2 separate regions of the Mus musculus genome follow, and region 1 is linked to region 2. Evidence: chromatin loops called from intact Hi-C (ENCODE). Cell type or tissue: left cerebral cortex. All regions are shown on one strand. Links, peaks and the distances in the headings refer to the core of each region. The heading gives the core; the rest is flanking DNA.

Region 1 (2,916 bases), core at 185-2,684, 56 kb before region 2:
TTTTGGTAGCATCTAGTCAATTGTTCAATTTAGCAATAGTCAGAAGTATTATACACGTGGCACCAGTATTAACAGCTGCTTAAAGTAAGCCATACCGTGATTGTGTTTTTTTCTAACTGTGAAGTCTCGGCTGAGAGACAAAGTAAATTGTAAGGGTCACGCTTCCAGGTCACCTGAATTTATCATAGGAACTGCACTACAGTTTGAACCAAAATGTCCCCCTTGGGCTCATATTTCGAATGGCTGTGCCCTAGGCAGTGGTTCTATTTTGAGAGTCTGTGGAGCCTAGCTGTCAGAAGTAGGCCATCAGGGGTTGGCCTTTGAAGGTTATATCTGCCTGTAGTTCTTGACACTCTCCTTGCATTCTGGTTGGCAGTGATGTGAATGACCTCTGCCGGACACTCTTGTCATCATGGGCTGAACCCTGCCATGCCTTTCCCATCAGAGTGGACTGAGGTCTCTGAAACTTCTCCCTCCCTTAGGCAGTCTCTGTGGAAAATCTCTTCACTCCCTTAGTTGTCTGTGAGGAGTGGTTGCAGAATATAAAAGTGAGTACCAGGAAGGGCACGCACGTGGTGCCCACCACTCCTCCTCAACTGAAAGAGAAGAGTGTGTGCTATTTACTTTATATGTTGTATTCATTAGTTTACTTGGTACTCTTTGTGTTAACTGCCTTATCTCAGTGGAGCCTTATAATAACCTTATTCTCATTTCTACTTTATGGATGAAGAGGCAGAAGTGTGGAGAGGTTAGGTTTATAAATGAAGTTAGGCAGCACATAGCCGAGGAGTGGATCTTAAACCCATTCTAGGCAGACCCGGGGAATGAACCTCTTTGCCATAACCTTATGCTCCCTTTTAGAGTAAAGAGTTCAAGTCTTACCTGGTTCCAAAGCATGGTTTGGCTACAGTGTTGCACAAGATGTGCAGGTAGTGTGTACTGGATCTGCTTATGAAAGGAGTTATAGTTGTGCGCGTGCTCAGAACATGATCAGCATCTCCACTCCGCCTCTCAGCCCAGTGCCCTTCACGAGTGAGGATTGTAGCTGAGCTCTTTATGCTCGTTGTATACCATTTACACGAGATAGGATGGATCCGGATGAATTAAAGGACCAACCAATCACTGAGGGAAAACCCAGCCCCCACTAGGAAGAAGTACATGCCAGCACTCTACCCTGTGTCTCAAGAGAAAGGCGAGGGCCTGGGCACTTCCCTGGTAAGCTCTTGTTCCTGTGAGTCCTGATGGCTCCAGCCTCCTCTAGCCTAGGTCCATGTTCCTCTCTGTCAGCATCTGCACTCCAAGCTCCCAATGAGCTTCATTTCAAATGCTAACATGGCAGATGAACAAATTATAGATGAAAAACTGCTCTCTGAACACATCTATTTATAATGATACATAAAATCTGGTGTTTAAAGAAAACAGTTCTCCATAAAGAAAGCCCCTGATCACAATGTGAGCTGCCAGGAGGCTGACTGGAAAGCAAGAGAGGTATGGAGCTTTCTTGCATATAAAAAGCACAATCAAAGAGCCATCTGCCCCCATCGATTATGATGGGGATTGACAGGCAATTCTATTAAGTGTAATCTTCAGATTGAGGCTTTCATGAGTGTCGTGCAAGAACGAGGTCTTGCTAAAGATTTATTATGCTTATGAGCTATCTGTGTACAATTATTCAAAACAGACTGGGAGTAAATTATTTTCTCGAATGTACTTCAAATGAGTGTGTACACTCGGGCTCTTGAAGTGCAGGCACTGTTTGAAGGGCTCTTGATACCCTGCTACTTTATTTGGCATGTCTTTTAAAGTGTCAGCAAGAGATCTTTGTTTGGGGATACTTTTAAGCATTCCTGTATGACATGGAGAACAAACAATGACCGGCTTATAATAAAGTCGCATCTTGAGGGGACACTGAATTCAGGGTGTGCTATGTCTGTTTTTCTATGATGCTGTGTGAATGTGGTGGAGACTATTGGTATGTTTGCACTGGGGACCAGGAAAGGCTCCCAAATCTCCACAATTTAATCACAGTGCCCCCGTCTCACAGTTGGAAACTTCTAGCCACCCTCATGCCACGATTCAACCAGATTTCACTGTCTTGAGCAAATGTCCTTCCAGTGGTTCCCATTGCATCTTTTGTCTTGTAGGACTTTAGGGGACGTAATACAGCCCGTTGTTTCCTTCTTCAGGAGAGCCAGCCCTGAAACCTTGAAAGCAACAACCATGTTCTTGAGGCAGGCTCTGTGCATACCTTACTTCTTCTAAGGGCCAAGGTCATGAAGAGAGAGGGACTTCAGACTCCGTTCTCTAAGAAAACAAAATACCTAGGCATTCCTTGCACTCCCCTCCCCCACCCACCCCCAAAGTGTTCACCAGCCTATCTTCATCAAACCTTTCAGAGGCTATAAAGTAAATTATCCTAGAGCCAAATACAAATATCAGTATAACTCAGAGAATGGGGACGGGGGGGGGGTGAATTTTGTATCACCAGAGACAGACATGGAGGATGAAGGCAACATTTAGGTTGTCGGTTAGTTTGGGTTAATATTTAACAATCCAATGTTCTCCATGTCAAAACTCCTCGGGCATATAAATGTGGCTCAGGTAAAATAGGAGATTTTTTTTCTTCTCTGCAGCTCTGAATTTTATTGTATTCTTTCTGCAGTCCTGTCGTCAAGCACTCCAAACTGACTCTCTTGTCTATGACACCCAGCTACCCGTTCTTCTGCCCCTGAGTTGAAGACATTTCTAGTCACTGAATTAATTCAGAGTATCTTCCATGAAGCCAACTGTTCTCCTGCGTTCTCTTCCCTTGTCTAGTGATGACGTCAGCTGCAGGGGAAGAACTGAAGCTAGTGGCCACGTCAGAAAAGATGGTGAAGGGAATGGAGAAGTCAAAGCTCAGAGGAAAAACTACTG
Region 2 (2,916 bases), core at 154-2,653:
GGAGCTCTTGACTCTAGCTACATATGTATCAAAAGATGGCCTAGTTGGCCATCACTGGAAAGAGAGGCCCATTGGACACACAAACTTTATATGCCCCAGTACAGGGGAACGCCAGGGCCAAAAAAAATGGGAATGGGTGGGTAGGGAAGTGGGGGGGAGGGTATGGGGGACTTTTGGGATAGCATTGGAAATGTAATTGAGGAAAATACGTAATAAATAAAATAAAATTTAAAAAAAAGAACAACTCAAAGTCAAATCATGGATCCAAGCTGATGACCTGTGTTCTGTTTGCTTTCCATTCTGCTGGGGTATCACTCTTCAGTGACTCATGGACCCTTACAAAGTTAAGATTATCCAGCACACCAGCTCTGTGCCCACTTTTTTATATCTTATTTTGCTTTTTGTATAGCACATATTTTTTTTGACATTGTCAGTGCCCACTGGCTCAAGGCTGACAGGAACATGTTCAATTTATAACTGTTGCACTGAAAAAGACCAAACAGGGCAAACCTGTTGTCTGTCCCCTATATTACAATGTACAAGAATATCTGTGCTCCTGGTGGGTGGGAGTCAGAGGTCCTGACAGTACCATACACATCATTTGTGTGGTTTGGTTTTGTTTATTTTTCTGTCTCTCCTTTGCTATTTCAGGGAGATAAGGCCATTCCCAGAGTTTTATTAACTGACATTATCTATTGAGAACAGCAGACCAGAAGTGGCTGGGCATTTCAAAGTAAGGGGCCCTACAAAAGGAATGGATTCTTTCTTCAGCTAAAAGCTGGAAATATCCTTGACACCATGGGCAACTCCATCCTTTCCTGAGGCCTGAAATGCCAGAAGTGTTTAGCTGGAATGTCTTTGGTCCTGCCCTGGCCAGAGAACAGGGATGTCAGAAAGGAAGAAAGAACAGGTTCTGGTGTTTCCTCATCTCTTTCCTCTAAATGAAGACCCCTTCCCTTGGAATCATAAATGAGGACTGACTGAAACCAAGAGGCACTTAGACACCTGGAGCCAAAGCTGGGCTGGCCAGCTCATCCATACGAAGCATTACTAACTGGAAGGCTGCAACCCACAGTGGTACCCACTCCCAGGGACCTGCTCTTGCTGTAGGAGCTTTGCATCTTTCTGTCTCTGAAGCTTTCTATAATAAAATACTCTTTTTAAAGATCACCTCCGTGGTACAATCATTCCATTCTTCAACTCTGCCAGACAAGAACTGGAAGGTCACTTACTCGGTAGAAGTTTTGGGTGACTGCAAGCATCTATCATCCTAACTCTTGATTTAAAAGCCCCCTCCCCCCAAGAGCCGAGAAAAACCCAGTTACTCTCAACAACACGCTAAACATTTTCCATTTCATATTCACAATAGGACTTCCTCCTCCAATACCCAGGGAACACTCAATTCCTATTTACTGGAGGAATTATTATTAATACACTTGCTTACAGGGCTTGGTTAGGATTTACAGATGAGCCAAAGGAGTGCCTTTGGGAATGAGGTGGAGGAAAGGGGTGGACAGGTCTGCGGACTGGGTAGAGTCAGGGAAGAGCTGACAGACAGGAGCTATTTATGCCTCTCATCTCTCTGACTCATCCTCAGCCACTGTGAGCAGGAACCGCCAGCCCTGCTCTGCTCCAAGCCCACAGGAACCACAAGCCCTGCTCTACTCTCTAGCCCCCACGCATCTCTGATCAGTTAAAATTAAAACCCACACTGGGTCTGGTATAGACGCAGCCACCTGTAACCTCAGCTCTTGGGAAGCAAAGGCAAAAATAGCAGGAATTGGAGGCCAGCCTGGACTACTGAGGAAGTTCTAAGCCAGTCTGGGTTGTTGATGGGATTCTAAGTTAGCCTATGTTAGAGTGAAACTCTCTCAAAAGCAAAAGAGTAAAATAATAAAAACATAAAATAAAAAAGAAGTAATCACCATTGTAAATACTAGGCAAGATTCTCTTATTAGTTAACTTTCCTAAAGGTGAGGAAACTGAGGCACAGATGCTGTTCTTAAAAAACAAAATCCCCACCAAACCCAGACACTATTGTGGATGCCAACAAGTGCTTGCTGACAGGAGCCTGATATGGCTCTCTCCTGAGAGGCTCTGCCAGTGCCTGACAAATACAGAGGTGGATGCTTGCAGCCAATCATTGGACTGAGCACAGGGTCCCCAATGGAGGAACTAGAAAAGGACCCAAAGGAGCTGAAGGGGTTTGCAGCCCCATAGGAGGGACAACAATATGAACCAACTAGTACCCCCAGGGCTCCCAAGGAGTAAACCACCAACCAAAAGTACACATGGAGGGACCCATGGCTCCAGCTGCCTATGTAGCAGAGGTTGGGCTTGTTGGACATCAGTGGGAGAAGAGGCCCTTGGTCCTGAGAAGGCTCTATTCCCCAGTGTAGGGGGATGGCAGGACAGGGAAGTGAGAGTGGGTGGGTTGGTGAACAGGGGGAGGTGGGATGGGATAGGGGGTTTTCAGAGGGGAAACTAGGAGAGGGGATTAAAATTTGAACTGTAAATAAAGAAAATAAAAAAATCATATGGCACAAGGCACATTGTTTTTAATTATGATTTCATTGCCTCTTATAAGTGAGACATGGGTTTACCGCATGCCGGGTCTTGTAGACTGAATATAAAATAAACTGCTTAATCCTCATTAAAAACAAACAAAACAAAACAAAACAAAAACAAAAACAAAAACAGAATCCCAAACGTTCGATTTATCAGTGAAGGCACAGAAGCCAGATGCTGTGGTGGAAGCCGGCTAGCTCACAGAGTCAGAGAAAGTACCCAGCTGACCTTCCCACTCCACTGGTGTCCCAGAAGGAAAAGCCCCTCCTCCTTCTGCACTCTGTCTTTATACCCTTCAACTCAGAGACTCTCCTTCTCTTTCCTGGGTTTTCTTATGCTCACTCCCTG

What was found. A loop is a pair of places that touch in the nucleus more often than their neighbours do. Peaks named below come from ENCODE experiments on the same cell type or tissue, not always from the same donor. Only the 100,000 strongest peaks of a DNase experiment are listed, where the experiment ranks them.
Region 1: a loop joins it to region 2, with 2.5 times the contacts of the local background. A loop is called at or near these places in 5 of 42 quality-filtered maps.

The regions. Positions count from the first base shown.
Region 1 is chr8:86,330,427-86,333,342 of GRCm38, reverse strand. No RefSeq gene overlaps it. Among named protein-coding and RNA genes, the nearest start is that of Gm33687, 52 kb to the right of the region's middle. In left cerebral cortex, for the core only: no CTCF peak of the experiment used is centred there; a DNase peak (open chromatin) is centred at 1,355.
Region 2 is chr8:86,274,602-86,277,517 of GRCm38, reverse strand. No RefSeq gene overlaps it. Among named protein-coding and RNA genes, the nearest start is that of Gm33687, 3.7 kb to the left of the region's middle. In left cerebral cortex, for the core only: no CTCF peak of the experiment used is centred there; DNase peaks (open chromatin) are centred at 1,098 and 1,645; H3K27ac peaks cover 594 bases.